Linked DNA regions of Mus musculus: all the other regions are linked to region 3. A link is a contact called in ENCODE Hi-C or POLR2A ChIA-PET data. All regions are on one chromosome and are shown on one strand. Each heading gives the region's core, a stretch centred on a gene start or an enhancer-like site at or near the end of the contact. The rest is flanking DNA. Distances are from core to core; before and after follow the strand shown.

Region 1 (3,407 bases), core at 101-2,600, 39 kb after region 3:
GATTCTGGGAACAGACCACCGAGTCATCTCTCCAGCCCCTCTGTTTACTTCTAAAGACAGTGTCTTGTAGTCCCTACTTTCTTCCAAGTGTCCACATTCCCATTGCCTCACCCTCTGAATTGATGACAGTGACGGCAGGCCTGTGTTATTGTGCCTGATTTGTTCAGATATATACACATTGAGAAGATGGCTCAGTGGATAAGAGCACCAGCATTTCTGCTCTTGCAAAGGGTAGAGTTTCAGTTCTCAGCATCCACACAGTGGCTAGTAACCATCTGTAACTCCAGTTCCAGGAGCCTAGAAGCCCTCCTATGACTTCCACAGATACCTGACATGCACAGACATACATACATGTAGGCAACACACTCATACACCTAAAACAAATGATGATGATGATGGTGATATTTTAATAAACAGCTACTAGAAGCTTGGTCCTCAGGGCGACAGGAAAATGCCTGTCTATGCCATAGGTGCAGTTTCCAGGGTCAGGCACTCTGTGAATCAAGATCTCCATCCTTGGGCTTTGTGACCCTGCCTGAGTCCAAGCAAGACTCAGAGCTTCATCTCCTGACATCTCCTCGGTTGCCCTCCCACAATTTTTTTTTTTTTTTAAAGACAGAGTCTCTATAGGTAGCCCTGACTGGCCTAGAACTAGCTATGGAGACCAAGTTGGGCCCCACTTCCCCGTACTCACAGTTTGCCCGCCTCTATCTCCTGGGCTCTGCCTACTTCTCCGACTCTCCAAACACCGCCCCACCCATCCAAACGGCGGGGCAATTCACGCCCCCTCCCAGACAAGTCTATTTCCAGGCCCCGACCCAAGACCACAACCCACCTGCGTTCTCCGCTCAACCAAACCCCACCTCTCCTCCCCAACACCTGTCAGAACTAGAGCCCTCCTACCTCTGCCTTGCAAGACTCCCTTTCTGGTCCCTTCACCCTGGGGACCCCACCCATCATCGTCCACAGGACTCAGACCCCGATGTTGGGATGTCCCTGAGGCCCGTCCTCTTAAGTCCGCCCTTCAGGAGCCTTCTTAAGCTCCGCCTTAGCCACGCCCCTTCCCACTCATCACATAGACCACGCCCCTCTTAAATTTTGCTTGTTCAACCCCGCCCCTCGTCTCCCGGTTCACCTAGGGGCTAGGCTCCACCCCTCTACAGGGGTGGAGCCCCCTCGGGATCTCCTAGCATGGCCCCTCCCAGACCAACCCCACAAAACCCCAGTTCCTCCTTCCCCAGCACACCCGGGGGAGGCGCCCTCGGCCGACGCGCAGTAAAAGAACACTTTCTCCCAAGTTTTTGCTCATTTTCCACGACCTATCTGGTACCAGCACTCGAGCCCCGGTGGCGTCCATACCCCAGGACTCCCGAACGCCTACTGCCGCCTCCCTCCATCCAAGGCCCGCGCCATGGGCCGTTCCTACGGAGGTCGGGTACTGGCCGCGATGACCCTACTGGGCATCCCGGCCGCGGTGCTGGTCGCGCTGGCTGCGCAGCTGCTGTTCCAGCTCCAGGCAGGGCGCGCGGAGCTTCGGCGCGTACGCACCGACGGGCTGCACCCGGAGCTGGACCCCGATGCCGGGCTACCTGAAGCTGCGGCTGGGGCATTGCTGCCGCTGGCGACCGCGCTGGCCGCGCTGGCACAGGTCCTCGGGCTTAGCTGCTTGCTGCTCGCCGCGCTCTGTGGTCACCTGGGCGCCGAGTTGGCACGCGGGCCGGGGCCGGGCAGGTAGGATACCACCGCCTCTACCTACAGAGAGGGAAACTGAGACTCCGAGAGCACACCGGTTTCTCGGGGTGATACTAACAGGGCCTCAGCGCGCCCCCTTCTTCCTGCGCTGGTGCTTCCCGTGTATGGGGGCGGGGGACACATGTCAGTCATCGGAGCTGCACCCCAACCTCGAGGCTTTCCTCTCTGAAGCGGGGTTCAGGAAGGGCGGGACTGACAGTTGTGGATACGCAGCAAGCCGCAGCCTGGTCACCTGCTCAAGACTCTGAGCTCGGTGGTGCAGGTGTAGGGACTCTACTTGGAACAGTGGGGATGCGATGAGATGCTCTCGTTGAGTCAACCACACCCTTGTCCCAACTTTGACCCTCCACTGTGTAAGGAAGTCTGGTGCTGGTTGGAAATTGGTAGATTCAAGCAAATGAGTGGTGGGTGCGTGGATAGATGGGGGTAGGGGTACATGCGGTGATGTTACAGCTGGATGACTGGCTAGGTAGGTAGGCAGGTGGAGGGCTGAGACTCTAAACTTTGGTTTCTGGTGTCACTGGGTCACTGTCCCCCTTCCTGCCCCCCCACCCCCACCCCAGGTCGGACTGGTTTCTGTATGACTGCCGCCTCCTCAGGCACTCAGCGCTTGGCCTGTTCTGCTGTGGGGTCTCCGTCTACTTAGCAGGTAGTGTGTGATGGGGGGACAAGGGACCTGGGGCAGGGTGCACACAGATCTCTGGACCAGTAGCCTGAGTTCAGGCAGTTGCCCCAACACTTTCTCTTGGATATGTTTCTCTTACTCTGTGCTTTAGTTTCCCCATAATTGAAGAGTGGTGAGTAGATCATTATATATACAAGAGTTGGTGCTTAGAGTGAACAGAGGGTTCTCTGTTAATGCTCATTATGTATCATTATTACTACTTATCTTGTAGGCCCAACTGGCCTGGGAGTTGCCTTGTAGCCAAGGCTGACATTGAACGTCTGATCTTGCTTTCATCTCCCAAACCTTGGGAGGAGAGGTGTGTGTGGTGTCTGTGTGTGCAGTGCCTACAGAGGTCAGAGACTACAGATTCCTTGGAAACTGCAGCAGCAGACAGTTCAGAATCATGAGGTGCTGGGACCCGATCCCATGTCCTCTGCAAGAGCAGCCAGTGCATTTAACCTCTGAGAGCCACATCCCAGCCCCCAAGCCGTCTTGTTTTGATTTTTGCTTTTGGTTATTTGCTTTTTTAGACAGGGTCTCATGTATCCGAGACTGGTTTCAAACACTATGTGGTCAAGGATGACTCTGAGCTCCTGGTCCTCATGCCTCCACAGCAGGGCAATGCCAGGCACCATGATGCCCAGTTTATTAGGCACTGAGGCTGGAACTCAGCCCCTGTGCATGCCAGGCAAGTGCTCTACCCACTGAGCCACAGCCCAGTCCCTGGGAGGGTGTGGCTTTGATTTCACCATTCCATTGTGGATGGAACCTGGGATCTAGGACACAGACAAGTGCTGACCCACTGAGCTGTGCCTCAGACAGAGAGCCAGAGAGATGGCTCGGCAGTTAATAGTACTCAGTTAATAGTACTTTGTTTCTCCAAAGACCTGGAGTTCAGTTCCCAGCACCCGTGTCGGGCTGCTCACAGTCACCTAAAGTCCAGGAGACCTGATACCTTCTGGTCTCCATGGGCACCTGCACTTACACA
Region 2 (3,070 bases), core at 497-2,996, 37 kb before region 3:
ACATCCTCTGCTAAACAGGCCAACCATAGCCCTGGGCCATCCTAGCTGGTGGAGCCAGCTTCCCTCCCACAAGTTACTAATTAGCATGGAGATACCAGGCCCAGAAAAGACTAGGCCTGAGGTCTTGCAGTTCAGTGGAGAATCTGAGGATGGGACCCATTCTGCCAGGCATTACCTGTGATGAGACCAAGACAGCAAACAAGACATCAAGGAATTACACATTCTTTCAAGGCCATAGGGTGGCTGTGACCACCATCTAAAGGGGTAGCAGTTTCAGAGGGGTTAAGTCACCTATCCAGGGCTGCATAGCCTGGCTGGAGTTTTCACCAAGACCTGCCTGGCTCTGCATAGCCATAGTTGGCATCTGGTGGGCATCTTGGGGAGAGGGGAAGTGTATGCAGATGCCAGTATGTGAGGAGTCTTCCTGATGCTCAAAGAGTCCTCCACACCACCCCCAGGGGTGACCAGGGGAAAGGAAATTCCCCCAAGGTGGGTCCCTGAATGCCCAGCCTGGCTCAGGACCCATTGCCACTAACAAGCCCATCTCTGTCCTCCCTCATCACGCCACACATGGACAGGCGGCCACATGCCTGTTTCTCTTATGTCTTCCAGTTGTGAGGTCATGGTGGGTATGACAGGGTGGGCAGTCTTCCCAGAGAACCGGGCTTCTCCTGCAACAAGGTGCCATGTGCCCCTGGATCTCACTGGAGCTCCTGATCCTGCTGTCCATGGGTCTCAAGCATTGCTTGAACCTTTGGACAGGAACCAAGTTGGCAGTTGGGTTTGGGTCACTCAGGATGGGGAACTATTTAGAAAACGCACACTCTCACCCGAGCTACCTGCTGTTTTCCACAGGGGACACAAATGATCTTCAATGCTGCCAAGGAGCTGGGCCAGCTGTCCAAACTTAAGGTGAGGGGGCAGAAGCTCTCAGGAGAAAGACTAGGAACAGATCAACAGGCAAAAATCCCTGCTCCCAGACCTGAATCCCACTTAAAATGTCCTTGAGTATAATGGATCAAGGATACAGATCACTTGATCCACAGCATGGAAAGCAAAGGCTCACAGTGTAAAAGCTTTGCCCACCTAACCTCTCCCTGCCATCCCCACAGGATCACATGGTGCGGGAAGAAGCCAAGAGCTTGACCCCGAAGCAGTGTGCTGTTGTTGAACTGGCCCTGGACACCATCAAGGTAAGGGAGGGGCTACAGAGGGTTTTAAGAGAGGGCATGAGAAAGTGGGATTTGAGGAATGCATAGGAATTTACAAAGTAAAGTATATGGGTAGCGAGCAGGGAGTAACTTTCCATCTGTGCATACAGTAAATACAGTGGTCCTGGGGCAGCTGTGGCCTGGTGAAGATGGGGAGGGTGAGAGGTGCTGGGAGCCATCTGAAGCCTCACTGTGTCCACCCTCAGCAATACTTCCACGCGGGGGGCGTTGGCCTCAAGAAGACCTTCCTGGAGAAGAGCCCGGACCTCCAGTCCCTGCGCTACGCCCTGTCGCTCTACACGCAAGCCACCGACCTGCTCATCAAAACCTTCGTGCAGACGCAGTCAGCGCAGGGTAAGGGAATCTGGTGCTTTCTTCCCGAGCCAACCAGAGTCTCCCCGCCCAGCCGCAGGCTCCTCCCCTGAATGACTGACAGAACTCCATGGGGGCGGGGCATCCGACATCTAGGCACCAAAGGTGATTCTTTCAAGACAAAGAAACAAGGGGTGATGGGCAGCCGTTGGAGGGAACCTCACTGACTCCAGAAGCCAGGATTTTAAAGCTTCCAGGGCAACGGAGTGACTGTCATTGAGGGGCGGGACCTGGTTGTCCGCTCTGGGGCAGGACTTCTATGGTACTCTTAGAATAAGAGAAAATTGACAGCTCTAGGTGAAATCTGATGTCATGGATTCAAAGCGTGGCTTCCTCCTTGGGGGCGGGGCCTCTGCGCTAAGTCAAAGATGTGGAATGATTGACAGGTCTAGGAGGTTCAAGGATCTGGCCCTGGGAGTTGTGGGGACCTGGGAGGTGCTGGGCCTCAGGTCTCCCCGATCCCTCTGTCTGTCTGTGTTGCTTCTGTCCCCGTCCCTCTGAGCTCTCTCCATGCAGCAGCTGAGGCCACAGGGCAGGGGTCCAAGGTCCTAGTATCTCTCTCTCTCTCTCTCTCTCTCTCTCTCGGGACCCCCGTTCAGAATTACCCCAAAGGTGCCATCTGGGCAGAGGTTGGTGACCTCAGGCTTTGTTCTTGTGGTGGAACGAGGGAGGTTGTTATCCATGGCCCCCAACCCCGCACAGCGGGTGGAGCCCAAGCCTCAGTTTCCTCTCCTGTTCTTGTTGCTTTTGGTGTCCCTAGTGTTCCCGGAGTGGGAGGCTGTCTGTCTGTCCGTCCGTCTGCACTGACGTTTCTTTCTCTCTCCCCTTCTCTCTCTCTCTTTCTCTCTCTCTCTCACTCTCTCATTCTCTCTTGCTCTCTCTCTTGCTCTCTTGTTCTTCCTGTCACTCGCTGCCCCCTTTCTGCGCCTCCCCCCCCCGCCCCCCCCCCCGCCACGTACACTCCTCCCTCCTCTCCTCCTCCCTCCCTGTCCATCCTGGTCAGTCCATGGTGGAAAAGGGACTAGGTTTACCCTTAGTGAAGACGTTTGTCCTGAGATGGGTACGTGCCTGCGCCGCCCGCCACCCGCACGCGGTGCCCGGTGCCTGCGCCCTTCCCCCTGCCCGGCTAGTAAGACCCCGGCCTTCCCGCACGGGGGCGCCATGTCCTCGCACATGGGGAAGGGCGGCTTGCTGGCTCCACCCAGGGAAGGAGTCCCCATCCCTTTCTCCCAAGACACACGCATCCCAGGCTGGGCCTGCGGCTTCCATTCCCAGAAAAGCACAAGAAAACTAAACAATGAAGTGTGCTCAGATCCTAAGTCAGCCATTCTGCAGCCAGCCTCCTCCCTGACTGTTCTGTCCCCTGGAAAACAGGGATAGTCAAGATGGACATTTCCAGGTGTGCCTGATGGCACAGGCCTGTGGTCCCTGTACTTGGGAAGCAGTGATAGGGGGATCACATGTTCCCACCAATCTTAGTCAAATAC
Region 3 (3,593 bases), core at 999-3,498:
CCCTGTTAGTTCAGCATTGGGAAGGCTGAGGAAGGAGCGTCAGCTACACAGCAAATTCAAGACCAGACCAGCTACATGACACTCCACCTCAAAGCAAAAACAAAATTGTATCAGGTGTGGGTGATGGACTGCATGGGACAGGGAGAGTCCCCAGAGGCGGGGCCTCTGTCCACAGAGCCTCTCCTCAGCAAAGAGGGAAAGGAGCCAGTGGGAAATCCCAGGTTCCAGTTGTATCAGTGCCATGTGGCCTTCAGGTGCTCACTCTACCTCTCTGGTCCTGAATTTCCTCATCAAAGACTCTCCCAAGATAGGAGGCAGATGGAGGCCCTGGGCCCTATTAGTAGCTCCAGCTCTAGGCTGTTAGATCTGAGTAACAACCTCTGAGCTGCCAAGAGTCAGAGGGATAAGGGGACAAAAGACATGGGGTCTTATGAAGAGTGTGTCCCTGACATGGTGGCTGCAACAGATGGAGCAAGCACATGCACAGCTGGGGCCCTGCTCACATCTAACCTGTCTTTGCCAACCTCAGGACTTTTGCACATGCTGTGCCCCTGCAGGGAATTCACTTCCCCAAGCCTCCTCAGCCTGCCTCCACCTCCAGAGCGTCCCGGTCCACCTGTGCAAAGGTCCTGTGGTCAGCCCTCCCCAGCCCCACACCCACAGTCTCATGTCAGCACCACTGAGAATGCAAGAGAGACAACTACAGCTGGGTGCCTGGCAGGTAGCCTCATCCTTGGTGGTACTCACTTTGGTGTGGGACAGCTGGCATCCGGCTGGGTCCTGGGGTCCCAGCTCCTGGGAAATGTGTCTGAGCACAGCTGCAGCCAGCTGCCTACGGTAACAGGGCAGGAAGGTCCTCAGCATGCCATTCACCTGACCTGTAGTGAGAAAGGATCAGCAATGGGACCAGGACACCTGCCTGTCATCCCAGGACCAGCTGGCTCACTGGAGTAGCCAGAACTGGTGAGTGCCAGCATAGACCATGCCTCAGTGAATAAGGTGGAAAGCAGTCTTAGGACAGCTGATGTTAATCACTGGCAAGCACATGTACACACACAAAAGCCTTTCTTCCAAATATGTTGCTGCAAGCCGGGCGTGGTGGCGCACACCTTTAATCCCAGCACTCGGGAGGCAGAGGCAGGTGGATTTCTGAGTTCGAGGCCAGTCTGGTCTACAAAGTGAGTTTCAGGACAGCCAGAGCTATACAAAGAAACCCTGTCTCAAAAAAACAAAACCAAAAAACCAAATATGTTGCTGCATCTCAGGAGAATGAGGCCCAGAGAGGGCAATTTATTCACCCAGTGGCACACAGCAAATACAAGTGGTGGTCAATCCTGGGACTTGGAGAGATTACTCAGCAGCACATGCAGGGTTTTGCATGGGCTGTTCCCCTCCCCAAATGCTGTTCTCATACTCACTGTAACCACACACCCTCCTCCAGCCTGGTCTAGCCACCTCCCTTGGGGACATCCACCAAGTCCTGCTGGTCTAGACACTCTCCCAGGTCAAGGTGTGGGACAGGACAGGGAGCTGAAGCTCAGCCTGGCCTTGGCTAAGCCTTAGTCAAGTCCCAGTGTCCATGCAGACAGACTTCCCAGCCTCAGAGACCACCTGACCGTGCCCTTACCCCCAACCTCAGTGGGGCCCTAGCTTCCACTAACAAATCAAAAACTTCACATTTCACTTTGTTTTGTCTTGAGACAGAGTTGCATATAGCCCAGGCTGTCTTGGAACTCACTCTTTAGGCCAGTCTGGCCTCAAACTCCCAGAGATCTGCCTGCCTGTGCCTCCCAAGTGCTCGGATGGCAGGTGTGTAACACTGTATCCAGCTACTTGGATTTCATTTAAATCTGGAGCCCTCCAGAGCCAGGCAGGATGGAGTGTGCCTTTGATCTCTCTGAGTTCGAGGCCAGCCTGGTCTACAGAGTGAGCTCCAGGACAGCCATGGCTACGCAGAAAAACCCTGTCTCGAAAAACTGAACAAAAAAATCTGAAATCTTCCAACACAAGCCCACCCCTGACAAGACCAGAGACAGTTAAAATAATGAACCCTGTATTGGCACCAGGAGCACATGCCAGCATTGGCCTCGCATGCAATGGCAGCATGACTTGACCCTGACCTGTCTGCTTACCCTGAAGCTGCTGCCGCTGCCGTCTACCCAGGGGGCAGGAAGGCTGTGCCCCCATCCTGCCACCATACAGAGCTGTCCTGGGTCCCTCTGCTCAGGATACTGGATGGCAGCTGAGTGGCCCAAGTGCCAGGAGGGTACATATGGCCATCTGGTACCACTCTCCACCCCTCCTGTCTGCACCTGCCTCCTCCTGGCCTCAAGGGACAGGCTGGACCAAGACTGGTGGTTTCTGTCAGGGGTAGTGGGGACAGCCCCAGGGGAGACCCAGGGAGTGTGAGAAAAAAAACAACGCCCTGGCACAGATGGATGGGTGGGGCACATCTCTGCCATCCCAGCACTCAGAAAGCAGAGGCAGGGGGATGGGGAGTTTAGGCCATGGAGGCCAGCCTGGGCTACATGAAGTCCTATCTCTGAAAGCCAAAGGAATGGGTTGCTGACTGAACAAATGAATGAGCAAGGAGTAGGTTATCAGTATGGAGGGACACCACACACACACACACACACACACACACACACACACCCATCCCCATGTAGCCTGCTTCCTTACATGTAGGCACCTTCCTTTTCTTTTCCCTTTCCAGAGGCTGGAATGTGATGGCTGGAGTGTAAGTGGCCACCTTGAAGCATGAGGCAGGTCCTATGCATCAATGGCAAAGCAGTAAATTCCCCCTTGAGAAAGGGACACAGCGCTCACATGGGGTCCTCATGCCTATGTCCCTTTCCTTTCTCAGGGTGTCTCAGCCTCTGCTTGGCTGGTGCGTGGGTGGCACCTGCTCTTGTAGAAGTCCCCAGGATTTTCCACTGTGTCTTTTGCTGGCTTCTGCCCCAGCCTATCCTACTTCCTCTTTGCCACAGCTGAGGAGCCCTCAGGGACCAGACATCTAAAGAAAGTTCACATTTGTGGTTCTGGCCCCGCCCTTCTGGCCTACCTGCCAAGTCGGTTCTGGGAGGCTTCAATTCCTACCTCCTGCCTGGCTTGCATTACCTTGGTGAGGGGATGTTCCCTCAGACAAGCCCACCAGCCTCTCCAACTAGGTCCTTGGAACTGGCAGGGTCAGGACAATGATGCACCGACCCACTTCATGCTCCAAGCTGGCTGCTTATACTCCAGTCTCTGGACCCACATCCCAGTCTTTATAAGCGGCAAGAGAAAAAACTGTCTAAGGGAGAAAGCATCCCAAGAGTCACCCCAGACACTTCTCCCATCGGTAGGGGGCCCTGTGACAACATCAGGAGAACCTTATCAGGTAGCTCACCCTGCTCAAGGCTCCGAACAAGCTTGCAGGAGACAGTGCATCCTCAGGGGGCCATGAAGGCTCTGGCTGAGGCCCCAGGTGAACCCTTCTCTTCACCATGGCTAGAACACAAGCAGTCACTCGGGACCGCAAGGAGCCTGGTACCTGTGAGTTAGTTCTGACCCTTGGAGCAGAGAATGTGGCCAGACTTGGAACAGAGCATACA

What was found. A loop is a pair of places that touch in the nucleus more often than their neighbours do. ChIA-PET counts read pairs that join two places held with the same protein, here RNA polymerase II (POLR2A).
Region 1: a map of gastrocnemius shows a loop between it and region 3 (8-fold over the local background). The contact joins the promoter of Tmem221 here to the promoter of Niban3 in region 3. A Hi-C loop is called at or near these places in 23 of 37 maps with a recorded cell type or tissue (Patski, T-helper 1 cell, T-helper 17 cell and 8 more). POLR2A ChIA-PET finds 5 or more read pairs at or near these places in 4 of 5 experiments (Patski and embryonic stem cell).
Region 2: a loop to region 3 is called in a map of heart, with 1.8 times the contacts of the local background. The contact joins the enhancer-like site here to the promoter of Niban3 in region 3. A Hi-C loop is called at or near these places in 5 of 37 maps with a recorded cell type or tissue (gastrocnemius, heart and v-Abl transformed pro-B cells). POLR2A ChIA-PET finds 5 or more read pairs at or near these places in 4 of 5 experiments (Patski and embryonic stem cell).

What each region holds. Positions count from the first base shown.
Region 1 is chr8:71,556,814-71,560,220 of GRCm38, reverse strand. It overlaps Tmem221 (transmembrane protein 221), which reads left to right and starts at 1,350. Exons shown (of 4, transcript NM_001100462.1): 1 at 1,350-1,731; 2 at 2,316-2,401. The coding sequence starts at 1,412.
Region 2 is chr8:71,633,012-71,636,081 of GRCm38, reverse strand. It overlaps Unc13a (unc-13 homolog A), which reads left to right. Exons shown (of 44, transcript NM_001029873.2): 39 at 856-912; 40 at 1,113-1,193; 41 at 1,418-1,565. Among named protein-coding and RNA genes, the nearest start is that of Mir6769b, 3.4 kb to the right of the region's middle. Within about 2 kb of position 1,746, at least 1 of the 3 ENCODE cell types and tissues checked has a DNase peak (open chromatin) inside an H3K27ac peak, as active enhancers do; it is heart, where a contact is called at or near this core.
Region 3 is chr8:71,596,363-71,599,955 of GRCm38, reverse strand. It overlaps Niban3 (niban apoptosis regulator 3), which reads right to left and starts at 2,248. Exons shown (of 15, transcript NM_001384129.1): 1 at 2,133-2,248; 2 at 748-878. The coding sequence starts at 2,187.